4 separate regions of the Homo sapiens genome follow, and all the other regions are linked to region 1. Evidence: chromatin loops called from intact Hi-C (ENCODE). Cell type or tissue: GM12878. All regions are shown on one strand.

What was found. Hi-C counts contacts between places; a loop is a spot of excess contacts. Peaks named below come from ENCODE experiments on the same cell type or tissue, not always from the same donor. Only the 100,000 strongest peaks of a DNase experiment are listed, where the experiment ranks them.
Region 2: it touches region 1 in a loop (5-fold over the local background); 36 of 110 quality-filtered maps call a loop at or near these places.
Region 3: a loop joins it to region 1, with 4 times the contacts of the local background. A loop is called at or near these places in 4 of 110 quality-filtered maps.
Region 4: it touches region 1 in a loop (5-fold over the local background); 36 of 110 quality-filtered maps call a loop at or near these places.

Annotation. Positions count from the first base shown.
Region 1 is chr12:124,771,939-124,776,938 of GRCh38, forward strand. SCARB1 (scavenger receptor class B member 1) reads right to left here. Exons shown (of 13, transcript NM_005505.5): 13 at 4,918-5,000. Among named protein-coding and RNA genes, the nearest start is that of SCARB1, 89 kb to the right of the region's middle. RefSeq lists enhancers at 139-208, 2,330-2,489, 2,500-2,549, 2,610-2,769 and a silencer at 2,125-2,419. In GM12878, a CTCF peak has its summit at 84 (motif pointing left); DNase peaks (open chromatin) are centred at 33 and 2,853; H3K4me3 peaks cover 1,642 bases; H3K27ac peaks cover 4,613 bases.
Region 2 is chr12:124,904,393-124,909,392 of GRCh38, forward strand. No RefSeq gene overlaps it. Among named protein-coding and RNA genes, the nearest start is that of UBC, 7.8 kb to the right of the region's middle. In GM12878, a CTCF peak has its summit at 2,548 (motif pointing left); DNase peaks (open chromatin) are centred at 539 and 2,559; H3K27ac peaks cover 1,079 bases.
Region 3 is chr12:124,824,941-124,829,940 of GRCh38, forward strand. All of the region lies in intron 1 of SCARB1 (scavenger receptor class B member 1), which reads right to left. Among named protein-coding and RNA genes, the nearest start is that of SCARB1, 36 kb to the right of the region's middle. RefSeq lists enhancers at 1-386, 387-1,108, 3,177-3,356. In GM12878, no CTCF peak of the experiment used is centred here; a DNase peak (open chromatin) is centred at 3,101; H3K27ac peaks cover 1,092 bases.
Region 4 is chr12:124,895,940-124,900,939 of GRCh38, forward strand. No RefSeq gene overlaps it. Among named protein-coding and RNA genes, the nearest start is that of UBC, 16 kb to the right of the region's middle. In GM12878, a CTCF peak has its summit at 2,699 (motif pointing left); a DNase peak (open chromatin) is centred at 2,696; H3K27ac peaks cover 583 bases.

The DNA of each region.
Region 1 (5,000 bases):
ACTCCGCTCCAGGAACCGGGTGATCCGCAGCCCCTCCCAGGCAGCAGCCTCTGGACCACCTGTGTGCACAGCTCGCCCCCCAGTGGCCGAGCTCGGAATCGTCCTGAAGTCTCGCGTGCTGCAGCCAGATTGCAGGGGATCGCGGATGGAGAGACAAGTCGGGGGGACTTTACCCCCAGGATGGGGAAAAGTCACCCACAATTCAAGCAAAGATGACCCTTGTGACAGATTAACATTTCAGGGCCGCTACCTGGAGAATGGACGGCTCGGGACACGCGTGGGAGCCGGGAGGCCAGTGGACCAGACTGGCAGAGCCTTCAGGTGAGACAGGATGGCTCCAGGGCAGGGGCTCGGACACAGGGTCCCTGGCCCTGGACCCACCCACGGGGCCGCCACCTCTTGAGCCCCACGCTGACCCCGAGAGGCATTGTTTTCAGCCGAGGACCACCGCCCTGGCCCACTCCATTCACTATCCACTTCACCCATCTCTCCTGGGTGACATCGCTGCAAAGCAGGAGACGTCCCTGCAAAGCAGATCTGAGTCACCTGCTTTAAAGGAGAGAACAGTAGGTCTCCAGAGAGGCTGTGTGACTTGTCCAGGGTCCCACAGCTAGTAAGTGGCAGAACTGTAAAGTTGTTTGAGAGGAAGGGCCGCCTCTGTCTGGTCCACAATTGCACCCCCTGTGCCTAGCGCGTAGTGAGCACTGGATAAGTATGTGTTGAAAGAATGGGTGTCCGCGTGAGCCAAGGAGTACTAAGGAATGTGAGTAACCGCCCCGGCCAAAAATATTCGTTTCCAGCACAAGGGCATGTACCGGGGTTTATGCTGCAGGTCCTTGGAGTTTGGGGTTACAGCAACTGGTGTCAGGACTTCTGGTATTCTAGAACATTCTAGTATCAACTGAGATACAAAGTGCCCCAGGAGTCCTGAGACAGGGAAGAACAGCAAGCAGGAGTGATGGGGGAGGGGTGCTTCCTGGAGGAGAGGGCATGGCTGGAATTGCGCCTTTGATGATGGCGAAGACTGAGAGAGGCAGAGAGGGGGGAAAAGGCCACGCAGGGGCGATGCAGGCCGAGCAGGAAGAAGGGTGCATGGGACACAATCATGGGATGGTGCAGAGATTGCAGGTAGCAGGCTGCTTCGAGGTACTGGGAGGAACGTCCTTAATAGTTAGGTATTTATTTTAATGGCGACTGGAAAACTATTACTTGCCCAAAGGACCCATAATTTCACAGATATGACTGCCTTCCTTTTAAAATAAAATTCTTTAAGAAAAAAAGTAAGCCAAATTAAATCAACATGGTAAGTAGTGGAGTCCCATCGTTGGCAGGGGCTGGCGCCTGAAGTGAAGGCATGAGAAGAAAGTCTCGCAGAGTCAAAGATGCTCAGAATCAGAGACACTGAAGCTCGACCGGGTGTCCCGAACCCCAGCCCTCCAGCTGTGGGGCAGGCGGTGCTTCCCTCCCTGAGCCCTGGCTAAGGTCGTTGGCTGGGCTTAAGACCAAGGATGTGTCCAAACGCACACCCTACAAAAAAATCAAACCTCACTCAGAAGCAAGATGTTCACCCAATGAGACACACGGGAGGCTAAGTCCCTCGGGAACACACACACACACACACACACACACACACACACACACACCCCACACACACACAAACACAAGAATGACTTAAGGGCCAGGGCAGTGGCTCATGCCTGTTATCCCAGCACTTTGGGAGGCCGAGGCGGGCGGATCGCTTGAGCCTGGGAGTTGGAGATCAGCCTGGGCGACACGGCGAAACCCCATCTTTACAAAAATATACAAAAAATTAGCCGGGTGTAGTGGCACAGGCCTATAATCCCACCTACTTGGGAGGCTGGCTGAGGTGAGAGGATCGCCTGAGCCTGGGAGGTTGAGGCTGCAGTGAGCAGTGATTGTGCCAGCCTAGGTGACAAAGTGAGACCCTGTCTCCAAAAAAAAAAAAAAAAAAAAAAAAAAACCGAATGCCTTCTGGGGCCTGTCTTTTTTTCTGTTTTATGAGCAGGTAGACTTGAATGCAAGAGTTAAAACTGTCTGTGATGTGTTGCATACACAGATTAAGTCAAAATCCTCACCGTGGCTATCAAATAACCAAAGCTGGCCTCAGCTTCCCAGAGGATCAGACATGGGGAGTTTGAAGGGAACCATCCTCGGGGCCTGGACTCTCTCCTGAGCTTGTCACTCGCCTGCCATTTCCCCGGGCAGGTCACAAGACCCCCCACCCCTCCACTCTACAGCCAACGGGCAAAGCCTCCCTGACCTCCAGCCCCAATCAGAGGGAACTTCCCGGACACAGGTTTCGAGAACCCATCTAAAGATTGGGTAAGAAATGCTTTTGCAAGCCGGTGGTTTCCACTTTGCTGCTTTCTACAAATTTGAAGAAAGGTCAAACGGACCTGTCTGCTGGGAGATCAGTGAGAATCGCTTCCAATGACAGATCGCCGTGTGACATTCGCATACTACCCAGAAGGAGTATAAGAATTCCACTCCCAGTGACTTCCTTATGAAAACAAGGCTTCTCTGCACTTGCAGGGACAAAGAATTGATGGTAAAAATTGGTTTCATTCTAGCAATACGTGACAGTCATTCACGGATACATGAATTAATTGGGGGTGGAGAGGAAGTCCCACTCATCTCAGGACAAGAAGTATTTCTAAGCAAATAAAAGCCACAATGAGAAACCACTACGAAGGGCTGAAGTTTTTTAAAACTGAAAACACCAAGATGCTGGTGAGGACGCAGAGCTGATGGGAATGCAGCCTGGTACAGCGACTGTGAAACTGGCAGTCCCCCAAAAGTGAAACGCAGAGCTCCAGTTTGACTCAGCAGCTCCACTCCGAGGTATACACCCCAGGGAAATGAACGTACGCCTTCACACACAAATCTGTACATGAACGTTCACAGCAGCTTTGTTCATAGTTGCTGATGTGGTTTGGCTGCGTCCCTGCCCAAATCTCATCTCGAATTGTAGTTCCCATAATTCCCATGTTGTGGGAGGGAGCCAGTGGGAGATCATTGAATCATACGGGCGGTTAACCCCATACTGTTCTCCTGGTGGTGAGTAAGTCTCACAAGATCTGATGGTTTGATCGGGGGTTTCCCCTTTCACTTGGCTCTCATTCTCTCTTCTCTGGTCCCATGTAAGACATGACTTTGCTTCTCCTTTGCCTTCCACCATGATTGTGAGGCCTCCCCAGCCATATGAACTGTGAGTTCATGAAACCTTTTTTCTTTAAAAGTTACCCAGTCTTGGGTATGTCTTTATCAGTGGCGTGAAAACCAACTAATGCAATTGCCAAAGGCTGCAACCACTCTACGTGTCCCTCAATAAGTGAACGGCTGAAAAGCACTGGTGTGTGCACCCCATGGAGTTCTGCTCAGCAGTGAAAAGAAAGGAACTATTGCTACACACAACAACAGGCATGCATCTAGAGACAGTGCTGAGTGAAGGAAGCCAGGCTCAGAGGGTTACAGGCTGTAGATCCCATTTAGAACATTCTGGAAAAGGTAAAAATAGCTAGTGGCCAAGGGCTAAGCATGGGGATGAGGGACTTCCCTACAAAGTGGGAGGAAGGCAGCACAGGTCGCAGGCTGGGTGCAGTGGCTCACGCCTCTAATCCCAGCACTTTGGTAGGTTGAGGTGGGACTAATGCTTGAAGCCAAAAGTTTGAGACCAGCCTGGGCAACAGAGCCAGACCCCCATCTCTACAAAAAAAAAATTAGCCAGGTGTGGTGGCACACATCTGTGGTCCCAGCTACTCGGAAGGCTAAGTCAGGAGGCTCTCCTGAGCCTGGGAGGTGAAGGCTGCAGTGAGTCAAGATTGAACCACTGCACTCTAGCCTGGGCAACAGAGCGAGACTCTGTCTCAAAAAAAAAAAAAAAAAAATTATGGGAGCCCACTGTAAAACAAACAAAAACAAAGGGAAGACATGAGGAAATCTTGGGGGATGATGAAATTGTTTTGTCTTGATTGTAGGGGTAATGACTCAACTCTATAAACATGTCAAAATTCATGGAATTGTACACACACTCACACACAACTCTAATCTGTAAATGAAAAAGATATATAAAATGCATACCAAAAGGACATGCATTCCAATAAAATTTTGCTACTTTGATATGTCACATAAAACATAGTAATATAGTTTTGACCAATTGTGTCCTGAGACTTGAAAGGCAATCCAGATGGTATAGGCTAAATGTTTGTGTTGACCCAAAATTCCTGTTGAAGCCCTAACCTCCAGTGTGGCTGTGTCTGGAGATGGGGCCTCTAAGAAAATAATTAAATGAGGCCCTGATCTGATAGCATCAGTGTCCTTATAAGAGACACCACAGAGCTCTCGCTCTCCCTCTCTCTTCCCCCTTTCACACCGAGGAAAGGCCATGTGAGGACACAGAGAAGGCGGCCGTCTGAAGCCAGGAAGAGACGCCTCACCAGAACCCAACCCTGCTGGAACCCTGGTCTCAGACTTCCAGCCTCCAGAGCTGTGAGAAATAAATGGTTTAAGCCACCTATTGATGGTATTTTTTCTTTTTGAGACAGTGTCTCACTCTGTCTCGCAGGCTGGAGTGCAGTGGCATGATCACAGCTCACTGCAGCCTCAACCTCTTGGCTTCCAGCAATCCTACCTCAGCCTCCTGAGTAGTTGGGACCACAGGCGCCCACCACCACGCCTGGCTAATTTTTGTATTTTTTTTGTATTGATGAGGGTCTCACCATATTACCCAGACTAGTCTTGAACTCCTGGCATCAAGCAATCCTCCGGTCTTGGCCTCCCACAGGGCTGGGATTACAGGCGTGTGCCACCACGCCCGGCCTTGATGGTATTTTGTTATGGCAGCCCCAGACCTAAAAAAATTTACCCTTGATGGTCACAAGAAATAAAAAAAAAAAGTTTGCTTCAACTTATATATTTATGTTGCAGGCAAGTATAGGAGTGATTAATAAAAGGCTTAAAAGCATCAAATATAAATATCA
Region 2 (5,000 bases), 130 kb after region 1:
GCAGAATGGTAATAACATCATCTGGAGGTTATGATGATGTCATCTGGGTGGGAGGTAAATTTTTTTTTTCTCCTTACACTGGGCCCCACAGAAGGGGGTGAGGTTTGGCTCCAGGTTTGGGGGATATAGCTAAGGAAGGATGTCAGCTCTGGGCCAAAGACAGGAATGACCTATCAGATCCCCCAGGGAAGGAGCAGGACCCTGGAGCATTAATATCTGCGGCACACAATTGTGATTTCTCCGCGTTGCAATTTCCTTTCACTACCCCCATGTCTAGCTGTCCTAAGGAAAGAGCCAGATCCCTGAGGCAACCCAGAGAAGCCAAGTCTAAGATGTCAGAGGTCATGGGCAGAATCTCCCAAGGCAGCCAGCTGGCTGAGTGACAAATGACAACAAGCACAGATTTGTGAAGAGTGCAAGCATTCTTCAGAAACTCCCAAAAATACCAGTGAGGAGAAACTGGTAAGTGGACTTCCTCGAGGAGTCACGCACAGTGCAGAACAGACCACTGTCCCACGTGCTTGCAGGGACACGCTGGCCTCTAAACACTGGCCCACACAGCGCTGAGTCACACTTGCCCCTCCCTCTTGCCTACGGTCACTCCCCAGCCACAGTTGATGCTAACGAGCTTCGCCCTTCACTCCCGGGAGTTCGGCAGCTTTTGCACATTTTAAGATCAACTGAGAGTTTATAAATATGCCCCGTTTTTCTATGACCATCGCTATGGGAAGAGATGAATGTGTTCTAACCTGTTTCCCATCAAAACTTGTGTTCTAACCCCAAAAGGAAAAGCAGCAATAAAAACAACCAAAACATTTTTTAAAAATAGGTTCTATAGTTTCAAAAACAATAAAAAGAATAAGAGCCAAGCCTGGAGGTGCGCGCCTGTAGTCCCAGCTACTTAGGAGGCTGAGGCAAGAGGATGGCTTCAGCTGGGGAGGTTGAGGCTGCAGTGAGCTGTGATCACACCACTGCACTCCAGCCTGGGCGACAGAGGGAGACACCGTTTGTAAAAAAAAAAAAATTTTTTTTTTTGAGATGGAGTCTCCCTCTGTCACCCAGGCTGGAGTGCAGTGGCGCAGTCTCGGCTCACTGCAACCTCCGCCTCCTGAGTTCAAGCGTTTCTCCTGCCTCAACCTCCCGAGTAGCTGGGATTACAGGTGCATACCACCACGCCTGGCTAATTTTTGTTTTGTTTTGTTTCGTTTGTTTGTTTTTTTGAGACGGAGTCTCTCTCTGTCTCCCAGGCTGGAGTGCAGTGGTGCAATCTCGGCTCACTGCAAGCTCCGCCTTCCAGGTTCACGCCATTCTCCTGCCTCAGCCTCCCAGGTAGCTGGGACTACAGGCGCCCGCCACCACGCCCAGCTAATTTTTTTTTTTTTTTTTTTTGTATTTTTAGTAGAGACGGGGTTTCACCGTGTTAGCCAGGATGGTCTCAATCTCCTGAGCTCATGATCCGCCTGCCTTGGCCTCCCAAAGTGCTGGGATTACAGGCGTGAGCCACCACTCCCGGCCTCCTCCAGCCCCATCTCTTCACATGCTTTTCCCACCTCAGTTATGCTGGTCTCCTTTCTGTTCCTCAAATATGCCCAAGTCTTCCAGCCCCAGGGCCCCCGTGCTATTTCCTGCCTCTCCACCTTCTGCAAAGCTAAGGCCCATCTTCCAGGTCTCACATAAATACTGTCTTTCCCGAAAGCCTCTTCCAACCATCCACAAGCAGGATCCCAAACTCCTCCCATTCAACCTGACAGCCTCACATAGCTCCTGTCACCATGTGTAATTTTTGCTTACTAGCAGATCAAAGAACAGAAGCAAGCCGTTTGATTGTTTCTTTTTGTTTTGTTTTGTTTTTAGACAGAGTCTCACGAGCCTCCTTACAAAATAGAAAAGTCAATGGGATTTCAGGGAAAATGGATAATCTTCGTTGGGGGCAGTCAAGGAAGGCTTTGTGGAACCTTTGAATTAGATCTTGACATTATATCTTGACAGTACTTTGAATAAATACAAATAATGTTATTTTTTTGTTAAGACTCATGCAACCGCATCTATGTAAATGAATCCGTACATAGTATTCATTCGAGTGTGAAATCAGACTTTGGGATGCTTTAAAATTTAACAGTCAGGAACACTTACTCTATTTTATGGACTTAAATTTGTTGAGGTGGCAGGGAACAACTTGAGTGAAGGGTGGGACATGGCAGTGTGTATGTGGGGGAAAAAGGTGGCCAGCAGATAAGGGAAGCAGGGGACAGAGTATTTTGAGGGATTAGACCTGACCAGCTATAACAGGAAATAGAGGCTGTAGATTGAAGGATAGCTACAATGGATGTTATGGAGAAATTCCAACTGGGGTGGAAACATGTAGCTGCAAAATTGGAAGAGCAGCTTATTCTAGGCAGAAAAGAAGAAAGTAAAAGGCATCTGAGGGGACACTAAATTAATGCTTACTGATAAGTAAACAAGCCTCTGGAAGTAGAAAGGTAAAAGCATAAATTGCTTGGTCAACCACAACCGCTTGGGAGTGCTGCAGGCTTCATGACTAAACCAAAGTCTGTCCCTGAAGCTCCCTCTTCCGGCAGAAATAAATACTGCACACTAAGCTGGCTGACTCCTTTAATTAAAAGGTGCTTGCCAATCTCTAAACAGTATACCTGTATGGGAGTCATAATTGTAATATCTTGGTGAGGATTTTGTTGTGCTTTCAGGCAAACCATAAAAGGAACACTAATTTAAATAAATACAAACAATGTTATTTTATTCTTAAGATTCAGGCAACCACATCTATGTAAGTGAATCCTTACATGGTATTCATTCAAGTGTGAAACCAAACTTTGGGATGCTTTAAAATTTAACAATCAGGAACAAGACTCTGTTAAAAAAAAAAAAAAAGAAATGTTAGAACTCTGTCAAACTATAAAAATATAAAGTGAAATAGCACAGTGCAGACAGACTGTACAGACCAGTGTGCTACCTTTCATGTAAAGGGGAATTACATATATTATATATATGATTTTTTTATTATTTGTGTATATACAGTACTCACTGTATATGCATAAAGTCTGCAAGTACATGCTGGGGGGAAGGGGTGGATGGGAGACAAGGATGGAAGATTTTTTTGTTGTTTTTTTTTGGAGACCGAGTCTCGCTCTGTCACTCAGGCTGGAGGGCAGTGGCACCATCTCAGCTCACTGCAACCTCCACCTCCCAGGTTCAAGAGATTCTCCTGCCTCAGCCTCCCGAGTAGCTGGGACTACAGGCATGCATCACCACGCTCAGCTAATTTTTGTATTTTATTAGAGATGAGGTTTTGCTATATATATATATATATATATATATGAATATATGAATATATATATATGAATATATGAATATATATATATATATGAATATATGAATATATATATATTGGCCAGGCTGGTCTCGAACTCCTGCCCTCAGGTGATCTGCCCACCTCAGCCTCCCAAAGTGCTGGGATTACAGGTGTGAGTGGCCTGGAAGATTTTTTATTATATACTGTTTAAAAGTTTTTAAGTAGTTGAAACACATGAAGACATCACCTCAAAAAGTTATATTAACAATTCAAAAATATGCACATTAAGGATTAATTTTTTTGAAAAATTTAAAAATTGAGAAATATCATGGGACAGTAACACAGTAATCATGAAGAATTATAAAAATAAGTGCTGGCCGGGCGCAGTGGCTCAAGCCTATAATCCCAGCACTTTGGGAGGCCGAGGCGGGCAGATCACAAGGTCAGGAGATCAAGACCATCCTGGCTAACACAGTGAAACCCTGTCTCTACTAAAAATACAAAAAAAATTAGACGGGCTTTGTAGCGGGCGCCTGGAGTCCCAGCTACTCGGGAGACTGAGGCAGGAGAATGGTGTGAACCCGGGAGGTGGAGCTTGCAGTGAGCCGAGATCACGCCACTGCACTCCAGCATGGACAACAGAGCGAGACTCCGTCTCAAAAAAAATAAATAAATAAGTGCTAAGGCTGATTATTTTATTAGCCCTAAGAATCCAATTAAAATAGAAATCTTGTATTTATGCTATTCTTTCAAAATCTTTATGTAAAGCAAGCTTTTAATAGGATGTTATAAAAATAGATTTTGCTCCTTGTGTTCAAGTTTCTCCTCTTGAAATTGCACATTTTACATTTTTTAAAAAATTAAAATTAAAAAACAAAATAGTATGATAGTGTTAATTTGGCAGTTCCAACTTTAGTAACCTATCTTACAGAAATATGAATAGACAAAATAAAGATGTGTGAGGATGTACTTTGCAGCAGCATTATAATAGCAAAAACCTGGAAACAAATATTGATGGACAGGTTAAGTAAATCATAGGACATTCATACAATGGAATACTAGCAAAAATATTAAAAAGAATGAGGTAGATCTAGATATGCTAGTATGGAAAGATGTCCATAATTATCTAGTTCCCCACCTCAAAAAAAAAAAAAAAACCTGAGAATCATTATACTGAGAATGGTCCAATTTGTGTCTGTATGTACATAATATGTACATAACAAATATAGTATATTTTTACACAGGGGAAAAGTCCAAAAGAATATCAACCTGTAAAAAGTAGTTATCCCAGCTGGGCGCGGTTGCTCATGCCTGTAATCCCAGCACTTTGGGAGGCAGAGGCAGGCGGATCACAAGGTCAGGAGATCGAGACCATCCTGGCTAACACAGTGAAACCCTGTCTCTACTAAAAATACAAAAAATTAGCCAGGTATGGCGACGTGCGCCTGTAGTCCCAGTTGTTGGGGAGGCTGAGGCAGGAGAATAGCGTGAACCAGGGAGGCGGAGCTTGCAGTGAGCCGAGATCGCGCCACTGCACTCCAGCCTGGGCGACACAGCGAGACTCCATCTCAAAAAGAAAAAGTAGTTAGTTATCCCTGGAAAGTAAAATTGAGTAGGAACTTAAATGGGTTACTATCACCTTTGACTTTATAAACCTGCACACAAACACACAAAATGTGTATGTATTTAA
Region 3 (5,000 bases), 53 kb after region 1:
CAGGCCAGGTGCAGTGGCTCACGCCTGTAATCCCAGCACTTTGGGAGGCTGGGGCGGGCAAATCATGAGGTCAGGAGATCGAGATCATCCTGGCCAACACAGTGAAACCCTGTCTCTACTAACAATACAAAAAAATTAGCCAGGCGTGGTGGCAGATGCCTGTAGTCCCAGCTACTCGGGTGGCTGAGGCAGGAGAATCGCTTGAATCCAGGAGGCGGAGGTTGCAGCGAGCCAAAATTGCGCCACTGCACTCCAGCCTGGGCAACAGAGCGAGACTCCATCTCAAAAAAAAAAAAAAAAAAAAAAAGCTGATCCCCACCCACCCCACTTATTTCACAACCCACAATCTGATCACATCTGACAGTTTGAAAACTCTGCCCTAGAAAGATTCTCCTAAGTGTGCAAGAAAGCGCCAGAAGAATTGTCAGACCTCAAAAAAAGAACAGAGGGCCAGGCACGGGGGCTCACGCCTGTGATCCCAACACTTTGGGAGGCCGAGGCGGGTGGATCACTTGAGGTCAGGAGTTCCAGACCAGCCGGGCCAACATGGTGCAACCCCGTCTCTACTAAAACTACAAAAATTACCCAAGCACGGTGACATGCACCTGTAGTCCCAGCTACTCGGGAGGCTGAGGTGGGAGAATCGCTTGAGCCCAGGAGGCGGAGGTTGCAGTGAGCCGAGATCACACCATTGCACTCCAACCTGGGTGACAGAGCGAGACCCTGCCTTGAAAAACAACAGAGAGCCCAGCCAGGTTCTCAGTCAAAGATAAGCTGGGCTTCTGCACACGGTGGCTGCACAGTGAGTAAACGCCATCGACTTGCAGATATCTCAAAGGCAGAATCTTGACAGAAGGACAAATACTGCAGGACAAATACTTCCAGATTTGTCTTTTAGAGGTGAGGAATCTGAAGACATTGAATACACAGAGAGTTGAATGGTGCTTACGGGGCGGAGGCTGGGGAGGTGGGGAGATGCAGGTCACAGGGCGCAAAGCTGCAGTCATGTGGGATGGGTGGTCTGGAGGTTGCATGCACAACACGAGGACTGTGATTAATACTGTACTGTATACTGGAAGCAGATTTCAGGTGCTCTCACCACTAAAAACAAAGAGGTGGCCGGGACTCATGCCTGTAATCCCAGCACTTTGGGAGGCCGAGGTGGGAGGATCGCTTGAGGTCAGGAGTTTGAGAACAACCTGGGCAACATAGGGAGCCCATCTCTATAAAAAATACAAAAATTAGCCAGGCACAGTGGCGCGCACCTATGGTCCCAGCTACTCAGGAGGCTTAAGTGGGAGGATCACTTGAGCCTGAGAGTTCAAGGCTGCAGTGAACCGTGATCACCCCACTGCACTCTAGCCTGGGTGACAGAGCGAGACCCTGTCTCAAAAAAAAAAAAAAAAAAAGAGGTGACTATATGAGGAGATACATATGTTAATCTGCTTAACTGTAGTAATCATTTCACTATGTGTGTGTATATAGCAAAACAGCATTTGGATGCCTTAAATATACATAATTTTTATTATTTATTTATTTTGAAACAGAGTCTCGCTCAGTTGCCCAGGCTGGAAAGCCTTGACTTCCCGATCTCCCCAGATCAAGCAATCCTCTCACCTCAGCCTCCTGAGTAGCTGGGACTACAAGGCACATACCACCACGCCCGGCTATTTTTTTATTTTTTTATTTTTTTGCTTTTAGTAGAGACAAGGTCTCACTATGTTGCCCAGGCTGGTCTTGAACTCCTGAGCTCAAGAGATCCACTCGCTTCAGCCTCCCAAAGTGCTGGGATTATAGGTGTCAGCCACTGCACCTGGCCTCAATTTTTATTTTTAAAGAAAAAAAAATCTTGAGTGAAGAAAAGGCTAAAGAAAGAAACAATTGACATGGGCCTCTTGATGTGAATTTTCCAAACACATGAAATAATACTCTATATTCTTTCTGAAGACAAACCCATGTGGAAATGTAGAAAAACATTCAGGGAAATGATACCTGCAAACAATCTCAGGAGAGGGCTGGGGGCTGGGGATGTGGGGAAAGCTTTAACTGTCATTGTGAACATGTTATTTCTTGAAAATAACATACGAGCCACCGTCCGAACATTGGCCTACAAGCCCCTCTGCCTGGTCTGGCCCCTGTGTTCTCTCTGGCCCCACATCCAACTGTAGCAGGACAAGTCACAGACAAAACTCCTCAGACACCGGATTAAAGAAGGAAGAGGTTTTTATTCGGCCGGGAGCATCGGCAGACTCGCGTCTTAAGAGCCGAGCTCCCCGAAAAAGAAATTCCTAGCCCTTTTAAGGGCTTACAACTCTAAGGGGTCCATGTGAAAGGGTCATAATAGATCGAGTAAGTGTGAGGAACGTGACTGGGGGCTACATACATCAGCTAACAGAACAAAAAGTTTTACAGTGCTTTCTCATACAACGTCTGGAATTTACAGATAACACCAGTAGTTTTGGTCAGGGGTTAATATTATTATTATTATTATTATTTTAACCACCAGGGCCAGGTGGTGGCGCCAAGGTCGTCTAGCTATTTATCTTACTTCTGTTTCTTTCCATCTTTTTGCTTTCTCCCTTTTCTCCTGTCTTATAAACTAGGGAAAAGGGGAGGCTGGGGAGAAGCTGGGAAGGACAACAGCAGAAGCGGTGGTCTCATTCCACAACCACTGTCTGTTACTCAGCCCAGCCCCACAGCCTCCTTGCTATCCTGTCCAAGAGGCCACGCTCCTGCCCCAGGGCCTTTGCACCCACTGCTTCCTCCTAAACACGTGGTCAAATCCCTCACCCCTTCGAATCTCTGCTTACATGCCCCCTTCTCAGAAGGCTCATCCAACCTGCCCCTAAAACTCCTGACCTCCCGACCTGCCGTGTTGTTTCCATGCTGCTTGTGGCCTTCGAGCACACGGTATAATTAGCTTATCAGGTTTATTGCTGTCCATCTGTATCACCTGCCTGGCCATAAACCCACAAGGGCAAGATCCTCAGCTGCTTTGTTTGGCGATGTGTCTGTCCTCAGGGCCTGGGACAGCTCTTGGCACCTTGCAGGAGCTCTGTAAATATTTTCTGGGTGAATGAGCAAAAGTGAGACCTGAAACCATATAATCAACGTGGAAATGTCTAGCGGGTGGTAACGCTAGTCCTCCTTTGTGTGTTTTAAACAGCTCATACTTAAGAAGGGATTTTTTTTTTTTTAAATACACAGAGAGTACCGCCTGTTTAGGCCGGGGCAACAACTCGGTAAATGTGTGATGGATGAGATGAAGATTTCATAGACATTAATTTTTAGCATTCTCTTCCTACCACCCACAGCACTCTCCCCTGCACCTGGAGAGGCCCCTGACCTCCAAACCTAACACCCCGCTCGCCCAGGTGCCACCTCCTCCATGAAGCCCACTGGAACGACCTCGGCCTACAGTGAGGCTGCTCTGACCTCATTGGGATTGCAGTTCATGCCCTGTACAATCATCCGCCCCATGCTAGATGCTATGCTAGGAATTTAAAGACACAGGGATGAACACGATGGGGCCCCTGCCCTGAGACGCCCCTGCCCTCAGACACCAGGGGAGCAGAATCGTCTGGACGATCTGCCCGGCCCTGTTCAGGTAGCGAAACACTTCCACCTACTTCACCTCTTAAATTCTCAATGGCTCATCTCATCGAAGCAGACACTGAGGCTCCAAAGCCAAATGCCTGACCAAGGTCACAGGAGCAGGGAGAGACAGAGCCCCAGGCTCCGTATCCACGTCTAGGCCTGTGCCCTCACGCTTCTCTCCTAGGCCATCCCCGCTGGGCTCCTTGCACGGGAGCTTCACAAATGAATCATTAACTTGACCTGGCCACTGAATTGCAAGGTCTAATTCCTCCTCCTATGAGAAGAGAAAACAGGCTTCCAAGAAACACACCTCTGACCAAATGAGCCAAGAAGCCAATTTGCCCAGACGAAGCCTAGTTCTGGGACAAGGCCAGGCCCTGCCCACTCTGGACCAGCAGTCAGTGGCTGACTACACTCTCAATCCCAGGGCTCCAGGCATCCCCAGCTCCATGGGGCCTTAAGATGCAGGAACAACTACGACACAGGCTAATCCAATCTGGGACTTGGGAACACCACACCCTTGGCTCATGTTCCAACTTCTTTTGATTTTTAAAGGACTAAGGTAAGAAGACTAAAATAAAAGGTTTTTACAAGAAACCCACGCTTGTAAGTTGCTTAAGCGAAGAGGTTGAGTCATTCCTGAGTCCTCCATTTTCCTCCCACCTAGCACCCTCCATCAGCAAGGCTGGGCTGCTCTCGCTTTAAAGCATGCCTCAAATCCATCCACTTCTCTCCAACACCATCCTGGCCCCCATCCTGGCTTGTATGGATGGGTGCCGTAGTTTCCCCGCTGTTTTCCTGCCTCTGCTCTTGCCCCCCGCCCCGTTCTCCCCACAGAATCCAAGTTATCCTTTTAAGATTAAAGTCAGAGCATGTCATTCTGCTCAAACCTCCCCCATGCCTCCCTATTTATCTCAGAATAGAATCTAAATTCCTGACAGTGACCTATGAGGTCTTGCACAACCCAGCTCCCTATAGTCACTCCAGTCTCCTCCCCCATTCCTATCTGCCTCGCTCACTCTGCTCCAGCCACACTGGCCTTGCTGTGCTCCTGAGCCACCAGGCAAGTTTCTGCCACAGGGCCTTTGCACTGACTCTTTGCTCCTCCAGGGGCAATCTTTCCCCTGATGCCCACAAAAGTGAGCCCCTCACTTCTCAAGTCTAAAGTCACTTTCTCCGTGAGACCTTCCCTGAGCAATTTTCAATCCCTTAACCATCTCTATTGAGCCCCACTGTATGGCAGGCTCTGCTCTAGGCCTGGGCACTTCAATAGTGAACAAAATGGATGAAAATACCATTCTTCCTAAAGCAGCCCTTCCCCCATCACATTATATTCATCACCCTGTTTTATCTCCCTGACATTATCAATATCTGAAATTTCTATGTAGTTGTTGATAAGTCCC
Region 4 (5,000 bases), 120 kb after region 1:
GCAGTGAGCCGAGATGACGCCACTGCACTCCAGCCTGGGCGACAGAGTGAGACTCCGTCCCCCCCCCCAAAAAAAAAAAGAAAAGAGCGGCTTAGACTCTGCCTGGGATGGGGCCTGGGTTGGTCAAGGAGCTTTCTGTTAGCTGCTGTAACAAATCATGAACATAGTGACTTAAAACAACACAAATTGATTATCTTCTCATTATCTTTCGTTTCTGGAGGTCAGAAGTCCAAAACGGTTTCACCTGGCTAAAGTCAAGGAGTCTGCAGGGCTGCATCCCTTCTGGAAGCTCTAGGGGACAATCCGTTTCCTCACCTTTTTCAGCTTCTAGAGGTCGCCTGCACTCCTTGGCTCACGGCCCCCTCCTCCACCCGCAAAGCTCATCACTCCAGCCGCTGCCCCTGTGTCCACGTCACCTTCTTCCCCAAGACTGACTCCTGTGTCCCTCTCATAAGGACCCTTGTGGTTACATCAACCCACCAGATAAGCCCCAGATCATCTCCCCATCTCGGCACTTTTAATTTAATTCCAAAGTAACACAGTCACAGGTCCCAGAAAATTAGGATGCAGACATCTTTGGAGGAGCCATTGTTCAGCCTACCACAGAGGGCCTCTTTGATGGATAAAATCTGAATCAAAACCAAATGATTGAGAAAAAGTCACCCATGAGAGCAGAGCATTCTGGGTAGGGGTGGGCAGCAAGTGCAAAGGGCCTGTGGCAGGAGCTGGTTCGGCAGTTGGAGCACAGACCGTGAGACAGAGAGTGGCACCAGGGACGGGCCCAGGGCAGCTGGACCTTGTGGTCTGCAGCGAGGTATCATCCTTCCTTCTGCTCTGGCTGGGATGAGGATGATGAAAAACAAACTCAGGTTCATGTAGGAGACAGAGACGGTGTGGGACAAACAACAGATAGGACAATCTTGGAGTCTCTCCAAGGAACTGACTTTGACCTCAGACCTGAGTGGTCAGGGGGGCAAGGATCGGGAGGCCCTGGTCCTGTAGGGCCTTGTAGCCTTCGCAGAGGAAGTTGCATTTTTTGTGTATGCATTGGGAAGAAGCAGTTGATGGGGTTTAAGCAGGGATGGGGCAGGAGTCGTGTACCAGTTTTAAGGCAATCCCTGGCTGCTTTGCAGAGAGATTCAAGGATGAGCTGAAAGTCTCTATATTGAGAAGTTTTGCTCATCATAATCCGAAAGGAAGGGGAAGAAAACAGTTTGGCAGTTCACCAACAAGTTAAACATACAGGGAGTCTCTCTGAACCTATTCTGGTTCAGGGTCTGCTTGATTGAAACAAAAAAACGAAAAGAAAAAGAATCAAGTTATACATAGCATCACTATATGACCCAGGAATTCCACTCCTAGGCATACATCCAAGAGAACTGAAGACAGGCACTCAAACAAACACCTGTTTATGCATGTTCATAGCAGCAGTATTCATAACAGCAAAAAGCAAAAATACACATCACATAATACTCATTCACTTTTAACCATTTAAAAAACTATTTGGGAGACAACTCAAATACCCATCAATGGATGACAAAATGTGGCCTGTCCATACCACGGAATATGATTCAGCCATAAAAAGAAATGAAATATTGGCTGGCCATGGTGGCTTATACCTCTAATTTCAGCACTTTGGGAGTCTGAGGCAGGAGGATCACTTGAGGTCAAGAGTTAGAGACCAGCCTGGCCAACATAGAGAGACCCCATCTCAAAAAAAAAATTTTTTTTTAACACTGATACATACTACATCATGGATGAACCTCGAAAACCTGCTGCTAAGTGAGAGAAGTCAGGGCCAGGCACAATGGCTCACGCCTGTAATCCCAGCACTTTGAGAGGCTGAGGTGGGCAGATCACCTGAGGTCAGGAGTTCAAGACCATCCTGGCCAACATGGCAAAACCCCGTCTCTACTAAAAGTACAAACAAATTAACTACGCATAGTGGCAGGCGCCTGTAGTCCCAGCTACTTGGGAGGCTGAGGCAGGAGAATCACTTGAACCCGGGAGGCGGAGGCTGCAGTAAGCTGAGATCACACCACTGCACTCCAGCCTGGGAGACAGAGCAAGACTCTGTCTCAAAAAAAAAAAAAGTGAGAGAAGCCAGATACAAAAGGCCACACAGTGCAAGATTCTATTTATAGGAAATCTCCAGAGTAAGCATATCCATAGACAGAACACAGAGGGGCTCACGCCTGTTATCTCAGCGCTTTGGAAGGCTGAGGCAGGAGGATTGTTTGAGGCCAGAAATTTGAGGCTGCAGTGAGCTATGATTGCACCACTACACTCCAGCCCAGATGGCAGATCAAGACCCTGTCTGAAAAAAAAAAGAAAAAGAGACAGAAAACAGATTGGTGTTCACCAGGGACTGGGGAGAGGGAGAAATAGGAGGTGACTACTAATGGGTACAGGGGTTTCCTTTGGGAATGAAGGAATGTTCTGGAACTAGATGGAGGAGGTGGTTGCATAACATTGTGAATGTCCTAAATGCCACTGAACTGTACACTCAAAATGGTTAAAATGGTGAATTTTTTTTTAATGGCGAGTTCTGTGTTATGAGTATTTTACCACAATTTTTAAAGGACGGAGGAGATGGAGGGGTGCGGAGATGGAGGGGTGCAGGGACGGTGTGGGGAACGGTGGCGCCACCTGCGGGTACCACGCTCCGTGCCCACTTCCTTTAGGTGATGCCAGCACCCGGCTAGGAGCGAGTCACCTCCCCACTCCCCCTTGTGGCTGCCTTATGTTTTTTGTGGTGGCCTTGGAGAGAACCGGGGTGCCAGGACAGCCTGCATACGCTTGAGAGATGCTCTGGCTTTTGGCCATGGACTCTCAATTTAGGTTCGGTAACATTTCACCAGGGCCCTTGCCAGCCCCTAACTCAGCGTGGTGCCCGTGAGCACGCACAGAAACCTCCCCACGCTGGGAGGGGGCAGTGCTCCACCATCTGGGAACATTTTAGAAGCCCCCCAAATGGAAGACTCAACAATTGTTTCCTGTTTCTGCCTGCTTTCTAAACATTTTTCCACGTCTTACCACCATGCACATAGTTTTTAACTATTTTATCCATTTGTGTGTGTGACACTAAGGGCATTCACATTGCTGTGCAGCCGTTGCCACCATTCATCTCCAGAACAGTTTCGTCTTCCCAGACTGAAACTCGGTCCCCATTTTCATCCTGCAAAACTACAACTCCATACCCATTAACCCATTTCCTGTTTAGAAAAAAAAAAGTGCAGTTTGCTGCCAGCACTCATTTAATTTTACATAAACACGCTCTTTGAGGCTGAAGCAAATGTGACTGATTTTCAATGTGAAAATAAAATATAAAAACTGTTCTTGGCTGGGCACAGTGGCTCATGCTTGTAATCACAGCACTTTGGGAGCCCGAGGCTGGTGGATTGCTTGAGGTCAGGAGTTCAAGACCAGCCTGACCAACGTGGTGAAACCCCATCTCTACTCAAAATACAAAAATTAGCCAGTTGTGGTGGCAGGCACCTGTAATCCCAGCTACTCGGAAGGCTAAGGCAGGAGAATCGCTTGAACCCGAGAGGTGGAGGTTGCAGTGAGCTGAGATCGTGCCACTGAATTCCAGCCTGGGTGACAGAGCAAAGAGCTGGGATTACAGGCGTGAGCCACTGTGCCTGGTCTACACTGGTGGACTTTTAGGGTTGTTTTTTAGGGTTGTTTTCTGATTTCGGCTGTGAGCATGGGCACACCATAATTCTTTTTTTTCTTTTTTTTTTTTTTCTTTTTGGAGACAGAGTCTTGCTCTGTCACTCAGACTGGAGTACAGTGGTGCGATCTCAGCTCACTGCAACCTCCGCCTCCCGGGTTCAAGTGATCCTCCTGCCCACCACCATGCATGCCACCATGCCCAGCTAATTTTTGTATTTTTAGTAGAGACGGGGTTTCACCATGTTGGGCAGACTGGTCTCAAACTCCTGACCTCGTGATCCACCCACCTCGGCCTCCCAAAGTGCTGGGATTACAGGTGTGAACCACTGCACCCGGCTATAATTATTTTCAATGTTACACGCTTCAGCTAAGTCACCAGGGTTGTCCCTCTGTGGCTGCATGAATCTTAGATTCCAGGAGCAAATCAGTCCATCAGCCACTGAGGTTGGGGCAAGTGAAAAAGGACAGCCCTGCTGGCCAGGTGCAGTAGCTCACACCTGTAATCCCAGCACTTTGGGAGGCCAAGGCAGCAGGATCACTTGAGCCCAGGAGTTCCAGACCAGCCCAAGCAACATAGCAAGACGCCATCTCTACAGTCCCTTATTTGTTAAATGAACAAATAAACAAACTGCACAGTTAAATGAACAAACTGCACAATTACTTTATAACAAAATTACCTTTGAGAAACATTATAATTTTTTAAACAGTGACAGCCAGGCACTCTTGCAGTTTGTCATAGCTTCTGCCATTCCATATCCAATTCCGTCTTTCTCTCTGCATCCACCATAGCTAATAATTAGCAACACAAGCTCAGTGCAAACGACAGATGAGGCAATCATCACAAACATTAGATGCCCTCCTGGAGGGCAAAGTCTCCGCGTCCCCAGCTGAGATCCCAAGGGCTTCAAGAAGTGTTTTCTACATGGAAAGTGACTTTGTCAAGTGAAATAATCAATGAGGTCCTTATTGTGTGAGGGAACACAGAATAATTTTTAAGGTAAAACTATCACCGGGCACGGTGGCTCATACCTGTAATCCTAGCACTTTGGGAGGCTGAGTCGGGTGGATCACCTGAGGTTAGGAGTTCGAGACCAGCCTGACCAACATGGAGAAACCCCATCTCTACTAAAAATACAAAATTAGCTGGGTGTGCTGGCACATGCCTGTAATCCCAGCTACTCGGGAGGCTGAGGCAGGAGAATCACTTGAACCCGGGAGGCAGAGGTTGCAGTGAGCCAAGATCACGCCATTGCACTCCAGCCTGGGTAACAAGAGTGAAACTCCATCTCAAAAAAAAAAAAAAAGAAAGAAAGAAAACTATC